2 separate regions of the Mus musculus genome follow, and region 1 is linked to region 2. Evidence: chromatin loops called from intact Hi-C (ENCODE). Cell type or tissue: left cerebral cortex. All regions are shown on one strand. Region 1 overlaps Xylt1 (xylosyltransferase 1). Region 2 overlaps Xylt1 (xylosyltransferase 1).

Evidence for each region. Hi-C counts contacts between places; a loop is a spot of excess contacts. Peaks named below come from ENCODE experiments on the same cell type or tissue, not always from the same donor. Only the 100,000 strongest peaks of a DNase experiment are listed, where the experiment ranks them.
Region 1: it touches region 2 in a loop (2.0-fold over the local background); 2 of 42 quality-filtered maps call a loop at or near these places.

The regions. Positions count from the first base shown.
Region 1 is chr7:117,431,867-117,439,866 of GRCm38, reverse strand. All of the region lies in intron 1 of Xylt1 (xylosyltransferase 1), which reads right to left. Among named protein-coding and RNA genes, the nearest start is that of Xylt1, 55 kb to the right of the region's middle. In left cerebral cortex, no CTCF peak of the experiment used is centred here; DNase peaks (open chromatin) are centred at 1,011, 2,774, 3,603 and 6,047; H3K27ac peaks cover 1,898 bases.
Region 2 is chr7:117,486,797-117,494,796 of GRCm38, reverse strand. All of the region lies in intron 2 of Xylt1 (xylosyltransferase 1), which reads right to left. Among named protein-coding and RNA genes, the nearest start is that of Xylt1, 110 kb to the right of the region's middle. In left cerebral cortex, no CTCF peak of the experiment used is centred here; DNase peaks (open chromatin) are centred at 1,145, 3,040 and 4,087.

The sequences.
Region 1 (8,000 bases), 55 kb after region 2:
CCTGCTCCGAGACACTGCCTGGGTATCAACATGCAAGGGCAGTAGTCAGCTCTGTGCCAGCCATGCTCTCCCGGGGACCTAGATTGGGAAAATAATGGCATTTTCTCAACAAATTATCCCGCGGCTGAAGTAATAACTTGTTTATAGATATGCCAATTCAGATTTTCATCCCCTTAACCTGCTTCTAAAAGTGGTGCTGTCCCCATAGCCAAATGGAAGAGATTTAATCACCACCAAGTACACCCCTGTCCCCTACTCCCCCTACCACCCACACCTGCGCCTTGATTAATTTTAAGCCACTGACAGTCTCTTTGGAAACCATGTTTTGTTTTTTTTTTTTCTTTTCATCTCAGATCAATGTCTTCTGTTTCTGATATAATAAATACACACTGCCGGAGATAAAACAAACAATTCCTGGGTTAAGAGGGAAAAAATACCCAGAAGCACTGTTTTATGCATGAGGCATTAAGAGTCTGGCCACAAACGTCACTAAGATCTGCCATTTAGTTAAGCGGTCCTCACTGAAGGACGGACAAGAAGGTCGCAGCCTAAGCTCTCTCCTGACACTCAGCATCCTCTGCCTCAGGCCTTCAGGGCAGAAGGACGAGTGTGGAAAGTGAAGAGAGTGTCTGGAGCCACCTCAAACATCCTTTCAGCAAACTGCATGGCTTGATTCCTGTGTTGTAGCTAATGCTAGGGAACCCTGGGGCCTTGGAGATGGGAGGATGTCAGAAAGGAGGAAGCACAGGGAAGCAAGAACCCACCTCTGCAGCCCCCACCATGCAGCCTCAAGGGTTCTGGGTGTCCCAACATGGAGCTGGGCTATCTCCCTGAAGGAAGAGGGGCGCACTGGAGTGAGAGCAGCTCCCTGGGACTTGAGTCTGCAGGGAGCTAGAGGTCTGGGTGCTTAGCTGGATGAACAACGTTGAAGAGTTTCCTTTCACACCACCTCTTGTGTTCCCATCCAGGTCTTTGGCTGCTCTTTATTTCCCAGCCTGCATCTGTAACGCAACTGGGAACATCTCACCTCCAGGGATTAGGGGAGTAACTATGAGACTCTCCAGCAAGCACTAGGGAAAGATACTGCCTGCCTGCCTGGCCCATGAAGGGTTAGTAGCTACGGGAGTTATTATTACTGTGGTCCTGGGGTGTCATTATTACATCAAGTGCCTTAGCAAGGCTGACTCCTTTATATCAGGCTTGAAAACACTGAGGCAGCGACACATTGAGAAAATACAATTAAAAGGCCATGTGTTCAAAGATGTTTACAGCATTATTTCTTTACAGTGGTAACAGAAATCTAAATGTTCATAATTGGGGAACTGAGATGTTAATTGAGGGACAGGAACTCAATAAAATATGCAGCAGTGAAAATGAATCCTAAACACACTTTAGGTGTGTAATTTTCTTTAGGGGGGAGGAGGTAAGGGGAGGTGGGGGTGGGGGTGTTCCTTGAGAGCAGAGCTGTCTTTATATAGCCCCGGTGTCCTCGAACTCAGAATTCTTCCTCAGCCTCCTCTGTTTTGGGATTATAGGCATGTACCACCACACATACATTCAACCCACAGGTATGTTTTAGGTTTTAAAGTGTTTACAAAATGTAAATCTTTTTAAAATGATGGGTATAGACCACGATGTTGTGGAAACTGCAGTTGGTTAGAATGGCTGGTCATGGCAGACTGTGTTCGTATTTTCCCCCTGTGATTGATTGTTAAGAGTATCATACAAAGCAGTGGGTTTCATTATAACATGCTACTGGATGGTTCAACATAAGGAAATACAAAATGAAAGGGAAGCTAGGGGCTTCCAACTTGAGGGCGACTATCGGGAGTGTTGCTAGAAAATGTCACTCCTATGTAGAGGTGATGAGATGAAGCTGTGTGGTACATGGGGTGGGCCACACACCATGGGTCCTAGAGAGTGCCCTGTGAGCTCAGCCCCAACACCCGAGGGGCTGATGATGCCTTGAGTTGGTCTCCCAGCATGCATCAGGTGCCTCCTGTGGGAAAGAGAGAATAGCCACTACCAGGCTCCAAGAAGGTGATGCTCACAGGGAGAACCTAAGGACTGAGGAGGTCCTGAAGGTGGCATGCTAGGACAGATGCTGCCTGAGCACTGCTGGGGACTGCTTAAGATAGACTTCAGATACAATCTGGAGCATCTTGTAACGAGAGAGAGAGAGAGAGAGAGAGAGAGAGAGAGAGAGAAAGAGAGAGAGAGAGAGAGGAGAGATTTGGGTACAGCATGAGATTATAGTGCATATATATATATATATATGTGTGTGTGTGTGTGTGTGTACTTATGTGTATGATTATACTTCTATATGCATGTATATGCTTATGTGTATGTTCATACGTGAGCTTGTATGTATTTCTACCTGTGTATGTGTGTGTGTTGGAGGTGGGATGACTGAAAGCTCAAATAGCATGACAAACATATGTGAGACAAAATCAACACGGGGGACTCGGAAAAGGACAGACACCACTACCCTGCCCTAGAGCTGGCAAGTAGACAAGCTGGGCAGTCCCATCAGTAACCAAAGGCTCCTGGGCTTCAGCTTTCCTCCCACCAGAGCAAAAACTGACGGCCCTTTCCCGTAGAAGGAAAGAGGAAAAGATGTCCTTGTCACTGCTGTCAGCGTGATATGCGGCCCACAGAGCTTCTCGTTTGCACACTTCTGCGGTGTGCGCACACACAGCACAGCATCAAAGCAACAGAAGGGAACTCATCACCAGCTCACCCAGCGCCAGGCACTGCCATAGTGAAACACTTGCCCTATCCTGTGTGGTGCCCACTCATTCCACATGGGGAGAAAGTCAAGGCTGGCTACTGCCAGACTAATCCTTCAGAGTTATATGGTAAGCAACCGGGGAAGTCGGGCTTGAAATGTGCGCTGCCTCCTTGTCTCAGGAACATTTTTAGCACACACTCCAGCATATGTGAACATGCACACAAAGAATACTCTGCTCACACAGCCATGCAAAAGCAGCCTAGAGCTACAAAAAGGGCACAGGTAGGATTGTGGCTCAGTGAGTAGAGTGCCTTCTATCCTGCATGGAGCCCTGGGTTCAATCCCCCCACCCCCGCCTGCCTCCACACCACATAGACCAGACATACAGTATACCTCTGTAATCCCAGCTTAGATAGATGAAGGCAGGAGGATCAGACAGTTACCACAGCAGGTTTGAAGCCTACTTCAGCTCCATGAGACTCCTGTCTCAGAAAGAGAGGCATAAAATGCACACATCCCTGTCCCCAACCCATCTTCGGACAAGCTATCCTTTTGCGCACTTCTGGGGACGCCACTCACACACAATACCAAAGATGGTATCACCACCAGATTGGAAAGTCAGTGTGCAGAACCCCCCTGCCTGAGTAGACAGCTTCACCTCCTGTGCTCCTTCTCCAGGCCACAGACACCTCTAAGATCAATGTCGCCCTGTGCTTAGGAGGCCTCCACAGCATGGAGCCAAGTCCTGCTAGTCACTGAATGTGGTTCTTGTCAGCTCGGCCTCCTGCACACAACACCGTGCTCTGTTTCTCCTGGCATTGGAGCCCTGTGTCTGCTCCAGCCCTCATTTTCACATCTTTCCTCCCAGCAGACACAAGGCCCGCTCAGTTCTTGGGATTCCATGTGGCTGCCAAGGCCCGGTGGCGGGAGAAGGGTTTCAGAAGCCACGGTATAAAGCGAGTCACAAGGCCAAGGCGGCTGACTTTCCATCCGCTACACACCCTACCCAGAGGTGCAGGGCTCTGTCACAGTTAGCCCTTGTTCTCACCCACTGGGAGCCCTGGGGAGATGGAATTCAGGAGAGCAGAAGCCAAGATGGCTTCTGGAATCTTCCTCTGAGGGCCTCGGCTGCTGTGGGCAGCCAGGATAGCTGATGCAACTTCTCACAGACATCCATTCACAGTTGGGGCCTATGAGCCAGGAGGTACTCAGGCTAGACCAGAACAAGTAGGCTCCCTGTCATCTATAGTGGCTGAGAAGTGGGCTTGAAGCCAGCAGAGGCCAAATCTGGAGCCCCAGGGCATAACACGAGCCAGAAATAGAGTAATAGAAACTACTGTTCCAACTCTCTTCCTTCTTTGTACCTGTAACCATAGCCAGACACAGGAGAATGGCCACTTGAAGTCAGCTCCTATTTGTGAGTTCAGCACATAGACACCAAACACTTATTGAGCACCTACTATGTGCTAGAGGGCACTGCTGGCACCCATGAGAAGAAAGCCTCAGGTGAAGCAGCCTCCACACTCCAGCAACGTATCTTCAAGATCTGCAAACTCTCCACAGCTCTTGAGGTAACTCGTGGCTGTGTGAGCCAGAGAACAGCATTTGCTCTCTCCAAGGACTCTACCAGTTTCTGTGAACTCTCTAGGAGTTTCCAGCTCACTCTGAGGGCCCTGAAGAGACCAAGTTGATCTCTATCATTTGCCACCCAAACACTACTGGGGCCTAGGAAACCTGGGAGCAGCAGAAACGAGGAGATGCAGGTTGAGAAGGCAGCCAGCATCTGGAGAGCACTGTGCTCATCTGGAAAGGCAAAGAGGCAGACACCCAAATTCCCTTACGCTCATCTGTGGGGTCAAGGGTCGGGACAGTAGTGGAGATGCCAGACAGTAGGATGGTTTGTCTGAGTCAAGGCAACAAAAAGTCATTTTTCCATCTCCTTATTTGCCAATGCCTATTCAGTGAATATCACTGGACACAGCCTGGAGGCTGAGAGGAAGCAAGGAAGGGGAAGGGGGCATAACAGACCATCTGTCCACAGCCTGCCCACAAGGGCCGTCTTAGGCACCTTCTAAAAGCCCCTTCCTTTCGTCTCCTCCCCTCCCTTTCACTCCTCCATTTCCTTCTCATTCTCCTCTTCCTCCTCCCCACTTTAGCAGGCCCAGTCTGTGGGTCTCCGCTCACTGCAGTGCTACGTGACCTGAGCCTCCTAAGCCGAGTGACCTTCCAGGAGGTGCATGGAACTAAGTGTGATTTCTTCCTGTCACTTCCAGATCTCATGCCCCGAGCTAGCGCCTCAGTCTCCAGCTCCCTGACATGGGGACAGCACCGCTTTCTTTTAAGATGCCTGTGAGATCTTGGCTTTAATATTACCTGTGCCTCAGCCGGGGCGGGGGCGGGGCGGGGGGGCGGGGCAGGGGGAGGTGACTCAGTGAGCTAAATGCTTTCTGTATAAGCATGAGGACCTGGCTTTGAACCCCAGCACTCTCATGAAAAGCTTCAGAGTGGCCCGTGCCTATAATCCTAGGCATAGAGGGGCTGAGGCAAGATCTATGGGGTTCACTGCCCAGCTAATCTGCCTGAAATTATGAGCTCCAGAGAGACCCATCTCAAAAAATAAGGTTGGAAGCAAGATATCTAGAAAAAACCATGACCCGGCTCCCCACAATCACCCACCCACAGACACAGACACAGACGCAGACACACACATACACACAGACACAGACATAGATACACACATACGCAGACACACACATACACACAGACACACAGGCAGACACATACACACAGACACACACACACACAGACCCACACACAGACACACACATACATAGACACACAGGCAGACACATACACACAGACACATACACACACATACATAGACACACAGACACACACACACACAGACAGACACAAAGACACACAGGCAAACACATACATACAGACACACACACAGACACACACAGACACACAGACACACACACTGCCTTGTAACCACAGAGACATGTACTCAGTAAGTACTCAGGGATAGAGTATTTAAAGATAATCCCAGTTCTCAAGGGCTAACTCTACCCAGAGTACCAGGAGCAATGCAATCCCAGTTTCTGAAGTTTGTTCTAAGCCCTGAATCAGCATCATCCTAGGTCAGGCACGGGGCTCAGGTTTTCTGCTGGGTATTCATAAGTGCACATGTGCATTTGCTAATGAGTAACTCAATGTGCAGCTCCCACCTGGAAAACTGCCGAGGTTTTTCCAAACCCTCTGGCCAAGAGCACGGTAGTGTGTGTGAGACGCGTTCAGCTGCTAGCAGAATAAGGCGGCTTCCTGTGGTTTCCAGACACCCGATTTAGACAGCAGTGAGAACCAAATTGGGCTTCAGAAACCAGGCCAAGGCATCTGCCCACAATGACACCTATCAGAAGCGCAGAAAGCCTTAGTCGGAGAAAAGAGACACAAATTACAAAGACCTTCCTCAGAGCCACCTTCTAAAAGTGAACAGAACCGTCCAAGGGTGCCAAAGTCAACTCCTTCCGGGCTAGAAAGAGTCACGGGTCAACACCAACTTGCAATTTCATTCTATTTTGGACTTTACTGGAAAGCAGAAAAGAAGGGGGTGTGAAAAAGCCAGCAACTGGAAGATAAGAAGGGAACCAGATTTCACATTTGACCAAAGAATCTCAAGGCCCAGTAGCTTAGGTCTGATTTAGCCCCAGCATCCCACAAGGTCACCCCTACAGTAGCACATTAGCAATGATGTATGTGGTTCTGACTTTGAACCACAACCACCAACCTAGTGGAATTTCTTAACAGACAGGATGGCATGAAGAGGGTTTGAGAGGGATGGCCCACTGTACCACACTGACTCAACTAGTTTTAACAGTTGCTCCTGAAAGGTTTGGGGGCTAACGGTTGGCTCAGTTGGTAGTGTTTGTCTCACAGGACACCCTAAGTTTCATCCCCGGCACAGCCTAAACTAGGTACAATGGTGCAGTGCACCTCTAATCCTACTACTTGGGAGGTGGAGGCAGGAAGATCAGTTCAAGGGCCTTCTCAATTCCATAGCAAGTTTGGGTGGGGGGAGATGCTGGGCAACATGAGAACACTGCGAAAGAAAACCAAGGATTTGTGGAAGGTAAAGTGAGTGCTGTAGACAGGAGGAGACTGATGCTACCCTGCCCAGACACAGGAGGGACGCCTCAAGGCATCCCTGGTGACCTGAAGCAGTGTTATGCTTCAGATTCTAATACAGAAGCTAATGAGCCACCCATCATGAGACCAGACAATATAGCCCCTGTCACTGTGGCTCCTGAGTTCATAGCCACACCCAGAAACACAGACTCAAGCCCCAGTGTTCTGCAGTATGTTACGTGCCTGTGCCCATGCACGGTAGCCAGAGGAGGATTCCGGTGCCCTGCTTTATCACTGACTCCCTTGATGTGGGGTATCTCACTGAACCTGGACTTAGGCTGGCATCCAGAAAGCCCCAGTGATCCTCCTGTCTCTGTCCATCTTCCACAACAGTAATTACAGGCAGGAATAAGACCCCAGTTATGTTTTAATGTTGGTGCTAGGATCATTCACTGAATCATCTTTCCAGCCAGGGAGATATTTGGTTTTGTTTTGTAATACTACCAATGAGTGTACTCTTCACAGATACCATCACTTCACAAAGTTAAACGTTTCGCCGTGCCTTTTCCAGAGACTGATACCAAGCTCTACCAAGGAAGGGCAGTGCCTTCTTCAATAAAGAAGCAGAGCCCAGGGCCAACTTGCATGGATCTAAACCACTCTTTCCAGCCCTTGGGAGAGATGGGCCTAAGGTCACGTATTCAACATGCACCCGTAGAAGACTTGTCATATGCCACAAGCCTATGTCACAGGCATGTTGCAAAGTTTATGCAAGATCAGACATGACCAAGCCTAGACCTTGGACCTACAGCACCATGTCGTTCCAGAAACACGAGCTGCTGTTTGTTACTGGTGCTGTAAACAGGTCTGAAAGCAGCATAGAGGCCCCAGCGCTGCTAAGTTCTTGATAGAGTGCCATCAAAATAAAGAGCTACTTAATACAATTTGCTTCCTAATTAATTACGTTATCGCTAAATTGAATTATATTGTTTTTCTTGCCGAGGAGTTCTGGTGTGATCACCTTGGGCTGCTTGAAATGCCCAGCCATGGAAACCCTGCTTAGACGGCGTCCCTGTGGTTGCACTTGATAAACAGAAGGCTGATGGAGGGTTTTGAAGAAATGCCCTGACCATGATAACGA
Region 2 (8,000 bases):
CTTTGGCCAAAGATGGTCATTGCAATTGAAAGCATCAAATCGTCATCTGCTTTGTATGAAGGCACCGTTTATACTCTGCTGGGCCCTAGATGATCGCTTGGTTACTGGCAGCCATTCTGTTGAGTCTCATCCGTCAGTTGACCACACACAGGCAAGGCCACATCTTCAGTCAAGATGGCAACACCCCAAGGCTGGGAGAGTGTGATGGCTCCAGAGGCTATAAGCAAATCCTCTCAGAGCTGCTGTCTCCAGGCCAGGTCTCACCCTCACCACCCTGAGGTGATGTTCTTGGTCACGGTGTCAGAACAAGGGTGGAGGCAGGCAATGTCCTCTTAGAACAACATAAATGAACACTCATGGTCCTTGGCCCCAGAACAGAATGAGCCAATGTCTGCCTCTAGCCACACAAACCAGGTCCAAATGGAGTCAGCGGAGATCGGCTGAGGACGGCCAGATGTAAGCTTTGGCTTGAAGGCCTTGGTCTGCTTGCCTGACACATCTGTTTCCCAGCCACGGCTGGTTTTGATTTGGCTGTGGTTATGTTTTTACTTTTTGAAGGAGTGGACGCTGTAGCTGTACTCTGTGATGAAGAAATACCTATGTAATATTTCATGTATGTTTTTATGTGTATGTATTCTGGTATGTGCATGTTTATGTGTGCATATGTGTAGATACATGCCTGAGTGTGTGTGTGTGTGTGTGTGTGTGTGTGCGCGCGCGCGTGTGTGTTACCACGGGCACAGATACACATACATGCTCTTCCACATGGATCCACACAGGTAGGGGTTACAGGAGTATCTAAGATGCAAGAAGCCAGCTATTACTGCACAGTAAAGCCAAGATCCAAGCCCAGATATTCTCTCATAAACTCTTTCCCACCATACTGTGGGCTGAGCTGACATTTTATATATTGTGGTACATAGGCAGGAGTGGGAGTGATGGAACAGGACAGCCTTGGGTGGTCTCACAAAAACTCCTCTGTCCATTTTGCTTCCTGGCTAAGGAGCCCTCACCAAACAGTTCTGATCACAAGGAGCAGTTCAGGCTGGGCTTCCATTTACTGACAGCCACAGTATTCTCCTGACAAGGCGATCACACCCTTCAGTGGGAACCAATAGCACGGCCTCAGCTTTGCGCCACAGAGCGGGCGGGCGGCTTCTAGATATGGCCTGCGGTGTGGCCCCTCTCAGGGAGTCCACATGACTAGTAAGCCGTCCCTGTCAGGTCGTTCTACTTTTGGTGTGATGCTGAAATCATCTCTGAGTCAAAGCCAGTGCGCTAAAGCACAACACTGCCTCCAGGAAGAGATGGGTTAACCCAGCAAGGTATCTCAGAGGCCACATCACAAAGGCCCACCCCACAGGGCAAATATGCTAGAATCCAGAAGCAATAGGGGCTGAGAGATCTGGAGTTTAGTATTTAGTACCTAAATTAATTTCAGATCAGCCAGCCATGAGTGTCCAGAATGTACACCCTTGACCCTTAATAGTCACGTGTGTGCTCACAAATGCTCTGAATCCTTTAGCCTCCCCTCTCCTTACATAAACCCTAGCAGAAGCCTTAGGCAGAGCACAGCTGACCAACACTGAGGGCTAAGCACACATGCATCCAGGACAGGGGACATTGCTCAGGGGAACACAAGCCAGTTAACTACACTGAACTCACCAGAGCCATCAACAAAGGAAATCCTTTTTGTTTCCTCTCAGAAGACTGTTAGGCAAAGAGTTGTGGAAAATTGCAACTTACCAAGGCTATGTTTTCCTGGTCATCTCTCGGTTCAAGTCCAGATTCCACCTGTTCTCCCGCAACACCCTGAGAGCCACATGTGGGCCTGACTGTCCCATTGTAAAACAGAAGTTGGAAGCAATGGGAGACACTGATCCAATCAAATTTCCAAAATACCATCATGTGTGTAGTCGATAGCAAAATGTCTGAGACCTAAAACATTTTAAATGGTGAGATTGTTTTAATCTCTTTGGTGTGTGAACAAGTGTCTGTGTATGCACATGTGGCCAGAGACCAACATCAGATGGCTTCCTTGATTACTCTCCATCTCACCCAGCTTCAAACATTTTGTTACAGCCACATGAGACAGGCTGTTACTAGAACTTGGTCATCAGTTAATAGTCCTTTGCTAAGCATCTAAGCATCTCTCCCATAGGTGCATCTTGATGGCTGAGCTGAGCCTGGGCTCCAGGGGGCTTCAGACCGCAGTGATACAGCGATAGTTTCCAAGGTCTTCCTCAGCAGGAAAGTGGCTGTGGTGAGAGCTGAGCTCTGTGATTTTCATTTCAAGCTCTCTGTCTCTGATAGGCAAACACCACCCCCATCCTCCATTGGAGTGATCTCACAAGTTAGAGACAAGAGGGGGTGGGGCTGAGAGAATTCTCCAAGGAGGCCTTTTTTTTTTTTTTTTGTACTAACAATCCATTGATGATACCTACAAAGACAGTCCCTAAGAGACATATGCCTTTTAGCAAGGCAAAACAAAACCACAAAAAGCAAACAAATAAACAAAACAAAACAAAACAAATACCCCTATCTGCTGGCTGATATAGGTGCAGACATTATTAAGCCTATTTTGCTTATAAAAAATCTGACTCAGAAAAAGAAACAAAATTCTTTCTTGATACGTTACGGGGTGTAGAAGGAGGGGCCAGCAAGTAAGAGACCCACCTTCTCCATGTTAAATCAGCCGTCTGAGCTGGGCAGTGGTAACACATGCCTTTAATCCCAGCACTTGGGAGGCAGAGGCAGGTGGATTTCTGGGTTCGAGGCCAGCCTGGTCTACAAAGTGAGTTCAGAGTTCCAGGACAGCCAGGGCTACACAGAGAAACCCTGTCTCGAAACCGAAAAAAAAAATCAGCCGTCTGCTCTTCTTCCTGATCTTCTGTGCGGCGGGAGAATTCTTTCATTTTCTAGTGCTCTCTAGTCAGCCCACTGGTATTTCTACTTTGGTGAATTTATTTAAAAAAGAAACATTACCCATATATTGGAAGGAAAACTAGTCTAATTTGCCACAAATGAGATGTAAGTAGGAAAATACACACTGAGCTATTAATGTCTTTAAAGTTTGCTCCTGCTGTTCGTAAACTCGTCTTGTGAGTCACCAGCTTCCTCCCAACACACCGTGAAAGGCTGCTGAGGAGAAGGGGAGTCTTGAGCTTGTTCTGGATGGAAGGGGGCAGGAACCAAGGACTAGAAGAAGCATCCAGGGTGGGTGCCTGGTCTACGGGAAAAGGTGGAGGTGAGCCAATGGTGGATACCGCTGCAACTCAAGTTTTGTGCTGAGACCTAACTTGCTGGGCTGTGGAGTTATGATTCTTTTCAAAGCAAGGACAGAAATGGTAGTGTTTGAGTCACCTCCAGAAAGCCAGGTGGCCAGGCACTAACAACACCTCCCAGAGTGTCCAGCACTGTGCTAAGACTGCTTTTCCAGCAGGAGAAGTAAAACAATCTAATTTCCTAGATAATGCTACATTATGAGCGAATGTCTAGTGTCTAAGAGAGATTAACAGAAAGGGAAGAAAAAGAGATCAGTGGCCAATGGCAATCAAGGGACACTGATCATATATCCCTATGGCTTGCTGGCATGGGAAGTGTGTGTGTGTGTGTGTGTGTGTGTGAGTGTGTGTGTACATGTGCATGAGCACACACACGCATGTGTTTCTCTGGGATATCGAAGACTAAGAGAGATACACAGACTTTGTAAAGGATGAAGACAGCTCTAGCCCATGTAAATTCCATAGGGAATCCTCACCCAGCTAAAGTCAGCAGCCCCTCCCCCATCGAGTTCAACTTCTGCTTTATGACGTGACCGAAAGGACACTGGAGGTCCCACATGTAGCTATTGGGGTGCCGAGGGTGGAGGGGCAGCAATCTGAACTTGAACTGAGAGACGGCCAGGACAACTTTTCTTTTTCTTCCTTTATAAAGTGCAATTTTTCTCCACTCTTTGTCTTTTAGCCTTCTGAGAGGAAACAGAAAGGGTTTCCTTTGTGCATGGTTCTGGTTGGCTGAGTTTGGTTATCCTGGCTGGTGTCCACCCCCACGGTGTGGGCTTCTTTTAGATCTCTGCATCACAGTCAGCCTTCCCTAGTCCTGAGACCTTGTCAGTGCCAGCTGAGGAAGCTCACACACCCCTGCAGATGACAGGCCTTGTAGCTTTCCCAACAGGAGAAGTGAGTGACAAATTTGTTAACAGTCACTTCCAGAATAAAATATTCTGCATCTGTGATATCTAGGAAAAAAGCCATAATGAAATATTATAAGATCTTACATAATACACGGCAGCTGGGATAAAAAATTAATATTCAGCCCATAAGGGCCCACAAATGCCTCCCCTCAAAACAAAACAAACCAAAAACAAACCAAAACCTCCAAACAAACAAACAAACAAACACCCAAAACCCAAACAAAACCCCAACACCAACAAAACAAGTTTTCCTTTGAAGAAGCAGGTAAGTCTAACTCGTTCGTATTCACAGTCAAGAGAAGAAAGTGACCTATGAGGATCTTCCATGGACTGAACAAGGAACAATTTTCCTGGAGTTCTTAGGTGCCAAAGTCTGTGTTGACAAGCCCAGAGATGTGCCCTCCCCAGCCTTCTGCAGACGTTGTCTCCTAGGGAGACAGATAAAAGAACCTCCACAGGACATTTCTTAGTACATATGAGATCCTGGGGTCAAAGTCAAACCCTACCACACAAAAGACAGCAAGGGGTGAGATAAGCCTGGGTCTGACTCTCAGACCCTCATGCTCTTGACCGCTGTCTCCGAGGACAATTCCTTCCTCACTGCAGACCTGCCCACTATTGACCCATTGACCCAATGACCCATTTCCTAACTCAATTCCCCTGAACTCATCCTGCACATGTAAGATTCTTGCCTATCTACACTGCACCTCTCTCTGAGGTTAAGAGTCATATACAGCCCAGGATGACTTCAAACTCACTCTGTAGACAAGGGCAGCTTTGAACTTCTAATCCTCTTGTCCCCTTGCTCCAACCGCTTGGATTTCAGCCATGTAGCGCCACACCTGGTTTTGTGCAGTGTCAGCTGTCAAACTTAGGGCTTCATGAATAGTTAGCAAGCACTTTACCTACATTTTTGTTTTAATGCTCCTTAACTATGTTCTTTCTTCTCCTTTTGTCAACATCCCATTCACCCACCATGAAAGCTCTTCCAATGTCCTCATTTGGTCCCCTCTGTCTCCAAACTCACCTCTACAACCCATTCCCACACAGCAGCAGAAGGATCTCAGATTGATCTCCTAGTGAGTGGTTCTCCTGTTCAGACACCTTTGGTGGGTCTCTATCACCTACAGGAGGATTTAGGGCCTCTTGATGTGGTCTTTGGTACTTAAGCCTTTTCCTTCTGCATCAGCCACCTCACATGCTAATCCCTGACCCTTGCCCCCGGCTTCCTTGCCGCCATCAGCTCCTATAATTTCCTATAATTTTTCCTGTTGGTGCTCACGCTCCACCTCTGTTTTCAGGAACAGCTTTATCTGTATGGAAGGATATGTTCTGATCCTGACTTAATTCTCACTCACCCTTTGGAACATGTTGTAAACAGCTGCTTCGCTAGGGAGCCAGTCCCTGGGGTTCTGTTGGGAGTGCCAAACATTATCACTAAATGGACAAGAGCTCACAGATAGGAACATCAATAGGCCCTTCCCATAGGTTGGACTCTATGTAGCTCAGTGACTGAGTACTTTCCTAGCTTGCTCAAAGGTGCCAGGTGCCATTCCCCACATGGACATAAATTGACATACAAAGATCCAGCTATAAACAGAGAAGAAAGCCAGAAGATAGTGAGCTAGCTCAGTTGGTAAAGGGGCTTGCTGCACAATGATACAAGCCTGCCAACGTGAGTTTGATCCTTGGAATTCACATAAAGATGGAAGAAAAGAACTAATCTTATTAGGTTGTCCTCTGACCTCCACACATGTGCCCAGGTAAATACTACTACTACTACTACTACTACTACTAGTAGTAGTAGTAGTAGTCTTGCACATGATCACTCTGTGGGAACTTAGCGACACATCTACACTAACATGTCTCAATAACCTCCCAGGACCTGTCTAGGAAGCTATGGACTTAGGAGTCTATGGAGAGAGTGTGCTGGGGTCTTTGAACTTGTATTTACACAGGCATTATTTTTGCTAATTCTGGTTCCTTCATTTATGAATATAGCTGCAATGGTGTTGCCAGTACCCGAGACCTCGACACTGATACAAGCTGCAGACATGTTCATGTCACACTACCTGGCAGCAGACACCTCAGGTTACTATTTACCTCTCTCTCTTCTAGATGACAGTAGTTAATAAGTTTGCTGCCAAGTCTAGTTAGCAAGCATGCTAAAATGCAGACAAGCACAGGGTCTCCTGCAGACTTCTGGCTTTATGTATATTCTGTAGCAGCATTTGAGACAGATGTTTACCTTTGCCTTACAATGCATCTACTTTTCTTTTGGAATATTATTCAGAGACTGAATGGCAGAGTTTCTTCCAGATGCCAAAGGGATAGAACAATGGTGACAATGACCTGCTCTAAACTGTGGGCTCACAGGAGTCAAAGTACTGGCTCCTGCATATCCTACCCCTGGTACTCAAAGCACTAGTTGGTGCATGCTAAGGATTTCCAACAAATGAACTGAGGTAGTTTGGCTGCCTGTATATGTATATGAGAGAGAGGGAATGAGGGAGGGAGAGAGAGAGAGAGAGAGAGAGAGAGAGAGAGAGAGAGAGATCTACATACCTACATATTCATCATCGGCCTGCCATTTATCTGTATATCATCTATCTATCTATCTATCTATCTATCTATCTATCTATCTATCTATCTATCATCTAACATATCTATCAATCATCTAACATATATCTATCAATCACCTATATATCAATCACATATCTGTCTGCCTGTCTGTCTGTCTATCATCTATCACCATCATCTGAATGGCATCTAACAATCCATCACTCAATCTCTGCATATATGTATCACTCTGGATCCTTCCTTCTATGCAGTTCTCTATTCCTCCATTTTTTACAATAACATCCATCCATTCACCACCCAAGCATCCATCCATTCATCCATCCATCCATCCATCCATTCCTCCATCATTTAGCTACCACCATTTATCATCCATAACACCTTCTATTCATCTATTCACTATGTATCTGCCCATCCATTACTCTCATTCTCTCTGCTCTCCATCCATCCATCCATCCATCCATCCATCCATCCATCCATATATACCTTGTCTCAGCCAACCCGCAGTTCGAACTATTACCACTGCCAGAGTCAAATCTTTAGCTCAGCTGGGCAGTTCATTTGTGTACTTGGTCAAAGGGAAACATAACCCAGCGTGTAAATAGGTGGTATTATTTTCTTATGTGGCCTTGGGCATGTCTTTTCACATGCTTGTGGCTTGGTTATCTTCCAGAGGTCTAGCACAGAGCTCTGTGTCCAGCTGCCATACCACAGGTTGGGCCACGAGCCCAGGCATAACCCTGAGCCTGGGCCAAGACCATTGACTCCCCAAAGAATGCATTGATTTTTTTTGCTTTTAAAATATCACAGAGTGGTTGAGCCTCAAAGGCAGTCACAGCTATTACTAAATCCACCCACTGTGCCATGATGGCTGAGCTCTGCTAAGATCCAACACTTGCTGGCAATATGACCTTGGGTGACTTAACTGTCTCTCCCCAGTTTCCTTCTTTTTCTTTACAAGCTTGATGACAGCCACACAATCTCACAGGGGTTTCTGAAACCTTTTTAGCATAGAGATTGAGTAAGTTTACTCCTGTGGGGAACTTACCATAGTGGCCTGCACATAGCTGGGTGCTCGAGCAGTGTTAGGACAATTACTTGCTTTCTCTGTTTCAAGGGGGCAGAGAATCTAAGTGAGACTTGAAATCCTGGAAAGGAAGCAAGGAACCAGCAAATACCCTTTTCAGCAAATGCTTCAATCCCTTACCCCAGCATCTGTCAAGAATGG